2 separate regions of the Homo sapiens genome follow, and region 1 is linked to region 2. A link is a contact called in ENCODE Hi-C data. All regions are on one chromosome and are shown on one strand. The core of a region is the stretch at or near the end of the contact, and the rest is flanking DNA. Distances in the headings are between cores, read along the strand shown. Region 1 has its middle 15 kb from the start of SEMA3G. Region 2 holds the start of RASSF1-AS1 (RASSF1 antisense RNA 1).

Region 1 (6,093 bases), core at 1,560-4,059, 2.1 Mb before region 2:
AAAGGAGGGGAGGCCCCGAACATCTGACCTATTGGGCACACTGCAGGAGGTCCGTCTGGGCATGGCTCCCACTCCCCACTGACATCAACACCTCAGCCCAAAGAGCAGAATCCACTGATGCTAGAGGAAGATGGAAGGGTCATAACCCCACCTTCCCAGGGAGACTTCCCTGGGCCTCTTGCCTGAACAGGCCCCTCGATCCATGCTGTAGACTAGGGGTCTTAACAGGTCAGTCATAAGTCTCATCTTGCAGTCTGGGCCCTGGAGCTGGCCTTTCCTTTTGTTCCTTGCCCCCTCCACGATCACTTAGGCCTGACAGAACCTGAAACCCTGTCACCCCACCCCAGGAAGCATCATCACCTCTGACTGAGAAGTGTCACCAGGGCACCCACCTGGCACAGTGTGCTGGGCTGGGAAGGGTGTGCGAAGGCGGCCTCCAGAGCCCCCTTCTTCCCTCTTGCATCACTCTCCCAAGGGTGGTCCGGAAGACCCCTCTGGACCAGACCCCTTCCTGGTCCACACCACCTCCCCCTCCCATCTCAAGCCCTATTTCCTGCCTCAGCGATTTCAGCCTCTCTCTGTTGTCTTGTCACAGCTCTTTCCTCTGCGTCTAATGCTTCCTCTGCTCTTTGGGACTCTGTTCCATGACTTCCCAAACAGGTTTAGAGCTGGAAAGGGGCCTAGAGAATGAGACTGGCCCAGTGGTTCCAAGAGATAACTATAATCCCACGGGACCCTCCATGATCTCGTGGTCCCCGTGTTCTGCCCCTTTGGCCCTGACAGAGCTGAAATGCTGCCTGCTGGCTTGCCCTGTGAAGGCCCTGAGAAGTCCTGTGATGATCTCTTGCTAATGTGCATGCCTACTATGTGCTATGTGCTTTTCCAAAACATTTGGTTCTCTCTTTTTTTTTTTCCCATGGAGCAGCTAACATCTCATGTTTCTAACATTTTGAAGAACACACTTTGGAAAAATGTTGATTAGGTTAATTCCCTCCCTTAACATGTGAGCTTGATTAATTAGTAATTGCCTTCCCAGCTTGTAGGCTCTGGAAGCCCCAGCCTCCTGATGAATAGCCATATCTTGGTTTCCTATGACCCTCGCCAGAGTAGACTCTGCTACCCCGGGACAGGGCTGCCAAGCGGCCAATCTGCTGCCCTTTGGGCCTGGACTGTGCTCTGTTCCCGGCTCTCGTGCTCCCATAACCAGCCTATTTCTGGCCCCTCCTGTGTCTGTCATGGTCCTCTGTGGAGGGCTAGCATTCACCCCTAGTCTGTGGCTGTCCTTCCATCCAACAGACTCGTTTCTAAGAAGGTGAGGGGCAGGAAGGAGTCAGAATAAGAGAGGAAAACAGCAGTTTCCACTTTCTCAAATGACTCCTGGGCTTTTCTTTCATTGGCTAAGCTTGGGGTCAGGTCCTAGACAGCCCTAGAATCCCCTGCTTGGAGGAATGGTCAGGTAGCAGCCCCCAAGAACCTGGTGTACCTCCAGCCAGCCTGTCCTCTTTGTGGGCTGGCAGGGGGTCCAGCTGCAGCTCCAGCCAGTTGGGCCCCAGAAGACTGGCTCACATGCCTCTGGAAATCCAGCAAACAGAGGCACCTCTGGCCAACCACATCTTAGAGCTAGGGGGTAGTTGCTCAGAAATAGCCCAATTTCCATCCCAGTTAAGGTCCCATCCCAGCCTCACCTAAGTCTTGGATTGCAGTGGGTTCTACAAGAATAAAGTTCAACACACACCAGGAACAAATTCCCAGGGTCTTCTAAGACTCTAAACTCGGAAAGAGGGACAGTGGGTAGGGCTAGGTTTGGACACAATATCTGATAAGGTTGCCAGGCACGATGGCTCACACCTGCAATGCCATCACTTTCAGAGGCCGAGGCAGGTGGATCACCTGAGGTCAGGAGTTCGAGACCAGCCTGGCCAACATGGTGAAACCCCTTCTCTACTAAAAATACAAAAATTAGCTGGTGGCACACACCTGTAATCCCAGCTACTCAGGAGACTGAGGCACGAGAATCATTTGAACCCGGGAGGTAGAGGTTACAGCGAGCTGAGATCACGCCACTGTACTCCAACCTGGGCAACAGAGCAAGACTCTGTCTCAATAAATAAATAAATAGATAAAAATCTGATAAGGTGCCTGGGAATTGTTGGGCCGCACCCTGGCTCTCCTTCCGTACTCAGCCATCCCTCGGATGTACAGGAGACGAGGCAAGGCAGCTGTGGCCCTGTGCCCGTTCCCACTGCCCAGTCCCTGGCCACCTTTGCTGGGGGTACCACTACTGGGCCCCTCTCCCTTAGAGACTGCATCCTAATGAAGCCTTTCACTTTCCTTGCTGGACTTCCATTAAGGAAACTCCTGGTTCCTCATGAAGCCTTTAAAAAAATTACTCTCCACTGAGGATGAGGGCTGCTGCAAAGTCTCCAGGGAGGCGGTGTAAGGGATATGGGGCTGTCTTTGGGCCAGGCCTCCAGCAGCTAGCTAATAGCCTGCACGCAGGGACACTGCTGATGGGAGGACTCAGCTGACCAGTCTTGACCTCTTTACCCCGGAGAGTATGATGACCAGAGTACCCCCTAATCCACCCAAAAGGGCCTGTTTCACTGCTGTGAGGAATGACCAGGGCAAAGGGACAGTTGCAGACTGATAGGATTCCAAAGTGACTCAACAGAGGCCTGGAACAGAGTCCAGGTGTCTACCACCAAATAGAGGGGACTGGACTCTGGACACATGAAGCCCAGATTGATGGAGGGCGAGCGGGCTCTGCTCTCACAGATGAAGGCATGGGGAATGACGTGGCACACCAGCCACTTGCTCTGTGGACATGATCTCATCTGTTCACCCCCCCACTCCTGCCCCCAACTGATAAGAATCTGGTGATGTTTCCTGTAGTCCAAGGGTCTCAGACAATGGTGTGAACGGCTGGCCCTACTGGAAAGGACATTGTTCAGGGAAGAAAAAACAACACACCAGCACAAAGCCAGGGCAGGACCTGCTGAAATGTAAGGGCCTGTTTACAAACCCATGATTTCTAAGGGGAAGAACACAATGGAGAATTGTTTTGGCGAGGCTGGTGTCTCCTCCAGTAGGCTCCTGGGGGCTGGGGATGGCTTTGATGGTCCAGACAGGTCTCAGATGCTCTGAAAAGGATGGATACTAATGGCGCGGATGCCTTCCTGTTTATTAGGGGTGTGTGCAGGGCAGGGTCAAGAAGCCAGTTTACACCAAAGACAAGGGGAAGGGGCTCCTGGGGCTTACCCCTTCCATCTGGACCTCATGCTGTCATGTTGCTCAGGGATCCCAGGGTTAGAGCAGGTTTGCTAGGGAGAAGTGAGGGCAAGGGTTTTTTGTTTTGGGAAAAAAATCAGTTCTTCAGTTTTTCTGTCATTTTTTGGAAAAATGTACAAGCCATGACACCTTTGCAAATAGCCAGCTCCTTTGGAATGGAGCTCCCTGGCTTAGTCACTAGGGAGACTTCTCACACCTGGGGGCCCCCATGATGCTGTGACTGGGAGCACATGGGAAACTGATGCTGTCTCCCTGGGGTCAGGGCCAGTGGAGGTGCTGCTTCTCATAGCATCCTCCCACCCTGCCCATAGAGGCTAGAGCCTTTGAGCCACCGTTTGAGCCACCACCCAGAGGTCCTGATGGCAGTGAGTGTGCATTCGTGTGGACAGGTACCTGTGCATGTGTGCATGTGGGAGGAGGGTGGGGCAGAAAAGGAATAGAACCATATCACACATTCCCCCTTGGGACTGGCAGTCGCCATTTTTGGTGGAGGAGAGGGCATCTGGATGCCTCTCAATGAGTAATTGGGAGATATTTTTGGTGGGTTAGGAGAGCCACTTTGGGTCTGGAGAGACTATGAAGGCAGTCTTGTCTAAGGATTTGACCTGTGACGGGGAGCTTTCAAACTCATCTCTAACCCCAACAGGAACGTGCCTCATGAATAAACTCGAACAGATGTGTTTAGAACAATTGAGGCGCAATAAGTCTTATGTAATCCCAAAACAGAAGCAAGATTTTCATAAGCCTTTCCCAGCCTTCCAGGTCTGAGGGTTTATAATCTTCATCGACATGCTAACAGTGCCCTCTGGTGTTTGGCAGCAAAACACAGGCTTATGAATACAGGGTATGGAGCATCCATCAGTTCTGTAGACATTAAACTGCCTCTGAACGTGGAGTCCTGGGCCAGGCATCATGAGGGGAAGAAAGGTTAATAAGACAGACAGGTCCCTGGAGCTTCTGATCTAGCAGGAAAGACAGACCCATAACTGTAGGACAGACAGAGAATGACATGGGCTATAACAGGGGGTACAAACAGAGACAGTAAGAGTGCCTAGAGATGAAGAAGTAGCCCTTAGGCTGTGTTTAACAGGCTGAAGATGGATGCCAGGACTCTCCAGGCTGAGCACCCCAGGCCCGGGCCCAGTGTTCTGAGGCAGCCAGAGAAGAAGGCCTGTGGGTGGGATGTCCTGGGAGATGCAGCTATGGAAGGCCCTGTTTGTAGAAGGTCTTGAATGCCAATCTCAGCAGGGCCATCCTGAGCAAAGAGTTAGCACATGTTTTATGGTAACTGGCAGAAGGGAAAAGGGTGGATGTGTCAGAGAAGCAAGTGGACACAGGAAACCATGCAGACTTTTGCTGCCCATCCTATGAGGCATCAAGGTCTGAGCTGAGCACTGACAATGGGAAGGAGAGGAAGGCAAACATTTGAAAAACAGTCGAACTGACAACAAAGAGGTTGGCTGAACAGAGAGGGAAGCTGAAGGAAAATCTGAGGTTTCTGGCCTTAGTTTACGGTTCCCGTAAAGGTAATGATTAGAGGAAGGGGAGCAGGTGCTTTGGGAAAGTTTTATTTAACATCTATTTCTACTATCCCTAAGTGAACTGATTTGTCCCAGCTCCTAAGTTATGAAACAGTAATTAATTCTAATAAGACACATCAGTTATGAAAATAGGTATTAAAAATTTTAAACATGTGTTTGTCATGAAACAGGCATTTAAAAGAAGATGAGCTTGGGGCATCTTGCAGTGTCAGAAAGTAAAAAAGTGCTCAAAAACAAAACAAAACAAAACCAGACACACAGTGATGGGGATGTGTGAAAAGGACACATGAACACCCAGTGGCCAAAGCAATTTGAGCAACAAAATAAAGTATTATTACATTGTAACCCAAAGTCCAGGAGTCCATACTAAATGATTGAATAGGCTGTGCATGGTGGCTCACGCCTGTAATCCCAGCATTTTGGGGGGCCGAGGTGGGTGGATCACCTGAAGTCAGGAGTTCGAGACCAGCCTGACCAACCTGGTGAACCCCTTCTCTACTAAAAATACAAAATGCCAGGCATGGTGGCGCATGCCTGTAATCCCAGCTACTTGGGAGGCTGAGGCAGGAGAATCACTTGAAACCGGGAGGCAGAGGTTGCAGTGAGCTAAGATCGCACCACTGCACTCCAGCCTGGGCAACAAGAGCGAAACTCCGTCTCAAAAAAAAAAAAAAAAAAAGATTGGCTAAATAAATAAGCAGGAGAGAATAAAATAGGTAAATCTCCCATGCAGAACCATTCCAAATAATTTATGTAGATACTCCATCCTCAAGGAGGAGTTGCATAAAAACCTCTACTTAACTGTGGGCTCCACATAGTGACTTCCCTTTGGAAGGTACAGTATGAAAAGAGGAAAAGCCTGGGTGCGGTGGCTCACACCTGTAACCCCAGCACTTTGGTAGGCTGAGGTGGGTGGATCTCGAGGTCAGGAGTTCGAGACCAGCCTGGCCAACATGGTGAAACCCCATCTCTACTAAAAAAAAATTAGCTGGTGTGGTGGTGCACACCTGTAATCCCAGCTACTTAGGAGGCTGAGGCAGGAGAATTGCTTGAACCCGGGAGGCGGAGGTTGCAGTGAGCCAAGATTGTACCACTGCATTCCCACCTGGGCAACAGAGTACAACTCCATCTAAAAAAAAAAAAAAAAGAAAAAGAAAGAAAAGAAAAGGGGGAAAAAGGGTAACTTTACAGTGGAGAAATCTGACAAAACCTACCTCAGCCAAATGATCAAAGTCAACCTCAACAGTGACAGGTCATGCTGATA
Region 2 (6,241 bases), core at 427-2,926:
GGAAGCTGGGCAAGTGTAGCAGTGAGGCTGAAGAAAAGGGAATTAAATTTTGGCCATGTTCACTTGAAACGTCTTTTAGACATCCTAGTGAAGGTACTGGCACGGAGGATCTAGTCTGAGGGTTTAGGTCAGTGTTTCAGCCGTGGATCTGGGGCAGATGAATGTAGACAGACCAGGCCAGTGATCAGGACTGAGCCCAGACTTCATCGTGAGATATGGAAGTTGAGTCAGAATCTGCAAAGGAGCTGAGCAGGAGCTGCAGGGGGTAGGAGGAAAACTGGGAGAGTGTAGCCCCTGGGAGTCAAAGGGAGCAAGCTTCAAATGATGCTGAGGGGGTGAGAATGGAGAATGGAACACTGGATTCCATTTGGTAGTACACAGATCGCTGAGGACCCTGTCCCGGGCAGTTTCCTGGAGGAAGAGGCAAGCCTGGCTGGAGTGGGTAGAGGGGAGAGTGAAGGCGAAGGATTAGAGTGTATAGAGACCAGTGTCTTGGTCTGAGGGGAGTAGAGACAGGTGACAACCACAGGGCAGACGTAGGTTAAAGGTGTTTAGTTTTTCCTTCAAGTAAATGGGCAGATGTATTCCATATACGTTCCCAGTGAAGGGCCGGGTGCGGTGGCTCAAGCCTGTAGTCCCAGCACTTTGGAAGGCCGAGGCGGGTGGATCACCTGAGATCAGGAGTTTGAGACCAGCCTGGCTAACATGGTGAAACCCCGTCTCTACTAAAAATACAAAAATTAGCTGGGCATGGTGGCGGGCGCCTGTAATCCTAGGTACTCAGGAGGCTGAGGCAGAAGAATCGCTTGAACCCAGGAGGCGGAGGTTGCGGTGAGCCGAAATCGCGCCATTGCACTCCAGCCTGGGTGACAAAAGCAAGACGCAGTTTTTTGTTGTTGTTTTTTTAATTGCCAATGAGGAAAGGGGAAGTTCTGTGCTAGGCGATAGAGATCCAACTGTTGAGCAGGCCTCTCTGCCTGTGGCCTTCCGGCCGGTTTCCAGACGCCCAGGTGGCCAACATTAGAGTCCGCGTAGCAGTGTGAGGTAACCCACTGAGATAGGTCGGGCCTGCGGAGCCTGGCGAGCAGCGGCCCTCTCCCTGGGGCTTCCCTTCAATCTCCGGGACATTTCCCCGACCTGGAGCTCCTCCGCCTCACCGCCAGGCCTCTCTGCAGATTGCAAGTTCACCTGCCACTACCGCTGCCGCGCGCTCGTCTGCCTGGACTGTTGCGGGCCCCGGGACCTGGGCTGGGAACCCGCGGTGGAGCGGGACACGAACGTGGTGAGCGCGGGGCCGAGGGCGTATGGGAAGGGCGAGGATGGGCAGGCCACAGTGCAGGCATTCTCGAGGGCTGCCTGGGTGCCGCGCGCAAGGAGCGTTCTAATTGCCGATTTCCCGGCGGCACAGAGAGGCTAATTCTGCGCGGGGGCTGGGAGGGGAGCCTGGATTGCCGGCTCCGCAAGTACTCCACCCGCTGCAAGCGGACCCGGGCCCAGGCTGACCCAGGCTCCGCGCACGCGCACTTCCCGCACCTTCCCGCCCTCGCCTCCGGCCAGAGGCCACTCTTGTGCGCTTGCCCGGACGCTGGCACCCGCCCCCGTTCCCTGTGGTAGGTGGGGTCTGTGAGTGGAGCTCCGGAGCGATGAGGTCATTCCTGGGGGCGAAGCGTGCGTGTCCCCGCCCCGGCGTTCCTGCCCCAATGAGACAAGAGCTAGATCCCGGCGATCTACGTTTCAGTCTTAACGGTTGCGGCGCGGCTCTGGCCCGGGCGCACGCGCACACTGACACGCGTACACGCACGCACGCGACCGGGGCGGTGGTTGGCGGCTACGGACGCGCAGGACTGGGGGACGGGCGGGTACGGCTATGGGCGAGGCGGAGGCGCCTTCTTTCGAAATGACCTGGAGCAGCACGACGAGCAGTGGCTACTGCAGCCAAGAGGACTCGGACTCGGAGCTCGAGCAGTACTTCACCGCGCGAACCTCGCTAGCTCGCAGGCCGCGCCGGGACCAGGTGGGAGCCAGGGGGTGCCGGCGGGCGGGAGGGGAAGCGGTCGCTGGAGCTCCGCCCTCCCCGGTCCGTTGCCGCGTCCTGGGTCGGTGGGCAGCCCCACCCTCCTGGCTACGTGGCTCCCCGCGGGTCCTGGCCGGGGACCTGCCCGCGGAACCGTGCGTAAGACCCCGATTCCACCGCCTAGATGCTGGGTGCCGGGGCCCCCTTGGTTTCTGTCACAGACAGGTTGAACACGGAAAAAGCAGCTGTATGGCTTGTGGTAGACCTGAGCCGGGCATTATCCAGCTATGACTAAAGCCGACCGAGCAGTTTGGACTAGCACCTCGATTTCCGCGTTCGAATGCTCCTGCTCCCTCCTTGGGGAGACTAGGGGAGGATGTGGAGAGGGAAGAGTCCTCGCCAGGAATTGAGAAGTATGTTTAGGAAAACTTGAGAGGCAGAGAGAGATCCTGCTCCTCCATCTGCACTCCTGTATGGAGCCAGCTGAGCCCTCACCTCTTCCCTGTTCTGGCCTGTCACCAGCTGCTGGAATGTGGAAGATTCTGTTCCCTTCCTCTAGGGTGGATCTGGAGAAAGATTTGGGAATAGATAGGAAAGAAGTCTTGTTTTGGACCATAAGCATTCAGGAGCACTTTACCCACAGGAAGGGGGAAAGCTAGATTATAAAATGCCTAAAGAGGTGGAAAAAGAGATCCAGGTTACTAACCCAGGACTGTAAGGTGTCTCGGAACCTCCTAGGTATCCCCATTATCGGAGAACTGTGTGCCAGATGCCATTGGTGTGACCACCAGGCTCAGAGAACCAGGCCTAGGCACCAGGAAAAAGAAACAGGGACTGTGAAGCTCAGTATGCCTGGCAGAAATGGGGCGGAAATCCTTATTTAAGTAAAGAAAGTGGAGTTGTGAGTGATGCTTCAGATAAAATTTTACAAAATTCCTTACAAAATGGGTGGTGCTCAGCACGCCAAAATCTTAGCCCAGAGCTTGGGTGCAAGGGTTGAGTTGAGTGTAGACCCCTGGGCTTGTCTTCATGTCAGTCAGTCCTGAGCCATTTTCCACTGTGGAAAGGTGGGAAAACCACAAGACACTAACCAATTGAAAAGGAGGGCTAGCCACGGAGGTGCACACCTGTAATCCCAGCTACTTGGGAGGGTGAGGCAGAAGGATCACTTGAACCTGGGAGGCAGAGGTTGCAGTGAGCCAAGATCGTGCCACTGCACTCCAGCCTGAGTGACAGAGTGAGACTCTGTCTCAAAAATAGAAAAGGAAGCCAAGTACGGTGGCTCACACCTCTAATGCCAATGCTTTGGGAGGCCAAGGCAGGTGGATCATTTGCAATCAGGAATTCGAGGTCAGCCTGGCCAACATGGTGAAACCCTATCTCTACTAAACATACAAAAATTAGCCGGGCATGGTGGTGTGTGACTGTAGTCCCAGCTACTTGGGAGACTGAATCACTTCAACCGGGAGGCAAAGGTTGCAGTGAGCCAAGATCGTGCCACTGCACTCCAACCTGGGTGACAGGGTGAGGCTCTGTCTCAAAAAAAAGAAAGAAGGCTGGGCTTGGTGACTCATGCCTGTAATCTCAGCATTTTGGGAGGCCAAGGCAGGCAGATCACTTGAGGCCAAGAGTTCGAGACCTGCCAGGCCAACATAGCAAAACCCCGTCTGTACTGAAAATACAAAAAAATTATCTGGCCATGGTGGTGTGTGCCTGTAATCCCAGCTACTGGGGAGGCTGAGGCAGGAGTATCACTTGAACCCAGAAGACAGAGGTTGCAGTGAGTCGAGACTGGGCCACTGCATTCCAGCCTGGATGAGAGAGCAAGACTCTGTCTCAAAAAAAAAAAAAAAAAAAAAGAAAGAATAGGAGGCTGAGAAGTCCCAAGTTATATGTTAAAAAAAAAGAAAAAAACATCAGTTTTAGGCCAGGTGCAGTGGCTCACACCTTTAATCCCAGCACTTTGGAAAGCCGAGGTGGGTGGATCATGAGGTCAGGAGTTCAAGACCAGCCTGGCCAAAATGGTGAAACCCCGTCTCGACTAAAAATACAAAAAATTAGCCAGTTGTGGTGGCAGGCACCTGTAATCCCAGCTACTTGGGAGGCTGAAGCAGAGAATTGCTTGAACCCAGGAGGCAGAGATTGCAATGAGCCAAGATCGCACCACTGCACTCCAGCCTGGAAAACAGAGCGAGACTCTGTCTCAAAAAAAAAACCATCAGTTTTTATGGACAGTGGTAGAGTGGAGGGTGGGTCCCTATGGTGCAGAAGGGAAATTCCATGGTCCTGCTGTGCATCCGACTGGGATGGCTGTTGAAATCCTCTTCCAGCAGGCAGCTTTGGAAACAGAAAAAGAAACTCTTCCTCCTTTAGAATCCTGGAAGGGCTGTGCAGTGCCTCTAATCCAAGTCTGTTTTCTGAGTGAAGATAGGGAGGTTCATCACCAGAAGGGAAGGGGCTGGAAATGAGGTCACTGCATCCCAGCCCAGGGCTCCTGGGTCATCCAGGAAGGGAAGAAGGAGCAAGCTTTCTCATTGTTAGGTAGGAGCTCAGAGCCATCACAAGAACAAGTTAGCACCATCCCTGTGCCCTCCCTGTTCTGCAAACAAAATGATCTTCCTTCTTGCCCTGGCACTAGAGTCTGTCTGGCATTTCTCCTGCCCCTAGTACTCCTCCCATCTGGGTACTTCTTCCCGTTGGTGTACTGAACAAACACATCCACTGCTTTATTCACAGCCTCCAGCCCTCATTTTCCAGGGCCCACACCATTTGTTTTTACTAACCCGACAAGGTTGCCCACTGTCCCCAGTAAGGTTTGTACTGGGGTTTTTACTCCAGTGCTCTTCTCCATCCAGGAGACCTTTGGATACTTGGGGAAGAAAATGAGCTTAAATTCCCACCCCTCCCCCTTTACCTTTTTCCTGTAAGGCCCTGGCCTTAGTTCTTAGCCCCACATCCTTGCTGGCTGCAGAATAGCAGCGGGTTCTGGGTAAGGAGCATTCTGCTAAAACGCTCCACCCTGCTCCCTCATCTGTCCTCTCCATTTGTCCCCATCAGATGGTTTAAGTGCTTAAGGGGACTCCAGGGCGGAGTCAGGGAGAACCCTGGCTCTCCTGGGCTAGGCACAAGATCATTCTACAGGAAACCTTGTGGGAATTCTTCTGGGACAAAGTATTGGTCAGCGCTGAGCTTAGCTGTGTCTGTGACACTCGCATTCTAACTAGGGCCTATCTGACGTCAACAGGAAGTAAGGCTGATGCAGTGGGGCCAAGGGAGTCTGGGAGAAGAAAGTCGGTTCAGAGCCCTGGCTGCCCTGTCCCACACTCCACCCTTCCGGCAAGAATCCAGTCCCTAGATGAGGTGGGGAGTGAGTGGTCGAGTTAAAAATCTCTGGGTCGGGTACGATGGTTCACGCCTGTAATCCCAGCACTTTGGGAGGTGAAGGCAGGCGGATCACTTGAGGTCAGGAGTTCAAGACCAACCTGGCCAATGTGGTGAAATCCCATCTCTACTAAAAATACAAAAATTAGCCGGGTGTTGTTGTGGCACGCGCCTGTAGTCCCAGCTACTCGGGAGTCTGAGGCAGGAGAATCGCTTGAACCCAGGAGGCAGAACTTGCAGTGAGCCAAGATCCAGCCACTGCACTACAGCCTGGGCGACAGAGTGAGGCTTCGTCTCAAAAAAAAAAAAAATCTTTGGGCCAAATCTCCAGACAGCACAGGCAGGTGCAGAAACCCACCAGGAAGCTGCCTGTGTACCTCTGGCAGATTGGAGCCTGGCCTAAAGCTGCCTTTTATGCAGCTTGGGTCAAGGTTAAACATCATGTCACAGTGATTTTTCTCACTATGTGTGAGACATGGAGAACTGGCTCCAAGTACTACTCTGTCCACTGGTGGCTGGACTACTGATGTGCACCACTCTCCACTCCTCTCACCCTGCAGTGGGTCATGGCCCCGTGCCGGGGCAGAGGAGAAAAATGGGCTGCCTTCTCCAGGACAAACCCTCACTCCAACTCAACTAGGGTGCTGTGATCAGAATGTGCAATTGAGGTGTGATTTTACTGATTTTTTTTTTTTTTGAGACCGAGTTTCGCTCTTGTTGCCCAGGCTGGAGTGCGATGGCACGATCTCAGTTCACTGCAACCTCCACCTCCCGAGTTTGAGCAATTCTCCTGCCTCAGCCTCCTAAGTAGCTGGGATTACAGGCATGTGCCACCACGCCTGGCTA

The links. A loop is a pair of places that touch in the nucleus more often than their neighbours do.
Region 1: a loop to region 2 is called in a map of heart right ventricle, with 6 times the contacts of the local background. The contact joins the enhancer-like site here to the promoter of RASSF1-AS1 in region 2. A Hi-C loop is called at or near these places in 1 of 168 maps with a recorded cell type or tissue (heart right ventricle).

Annotation. Positions count from the first base shown.
Region 1 is chr3:52,426,714-52,432,806 of GRCh38, reverse strand. No RefSeq gene overlaps it. Among named protein-coding and RNA genes, the nearest start is that of SEMA3G, 15 kb to the left of the region's middle. RefSeq lists a silencer at 2,674-2,834 and enhancers at 4,014-4,113, 1,692-4,841. Within about 2 kb of position 2,809, at least 4 of the 41 ENCODE cell types and tissues checked have a DNase peak (open chromatin) inside an H3K27ac peak, as active enhancers do; they include heart right ventricle, where a contact is called at or near this core.
Region 2 is chr3:50,332,946-50,339,186 of GRCh38, reverse strand. RASSF1-AS1 (RASSF1 antisense RNA 1) reads right to left here and starts at 1,676. Exons shown (of 1, transcript NR_109831.1): 1 at 887-1,676. It overlaps RASSF1 (Ras association domain family member 1), which reads left to right. Exons shown (of 6, transcript NM_007182.5): 2 at 1,176-1,282. RefSeq lists enhancers at 813-902, 983-1,242, 1,070-1,641 and silencers at 1,713-1,892, 1,963-2,272.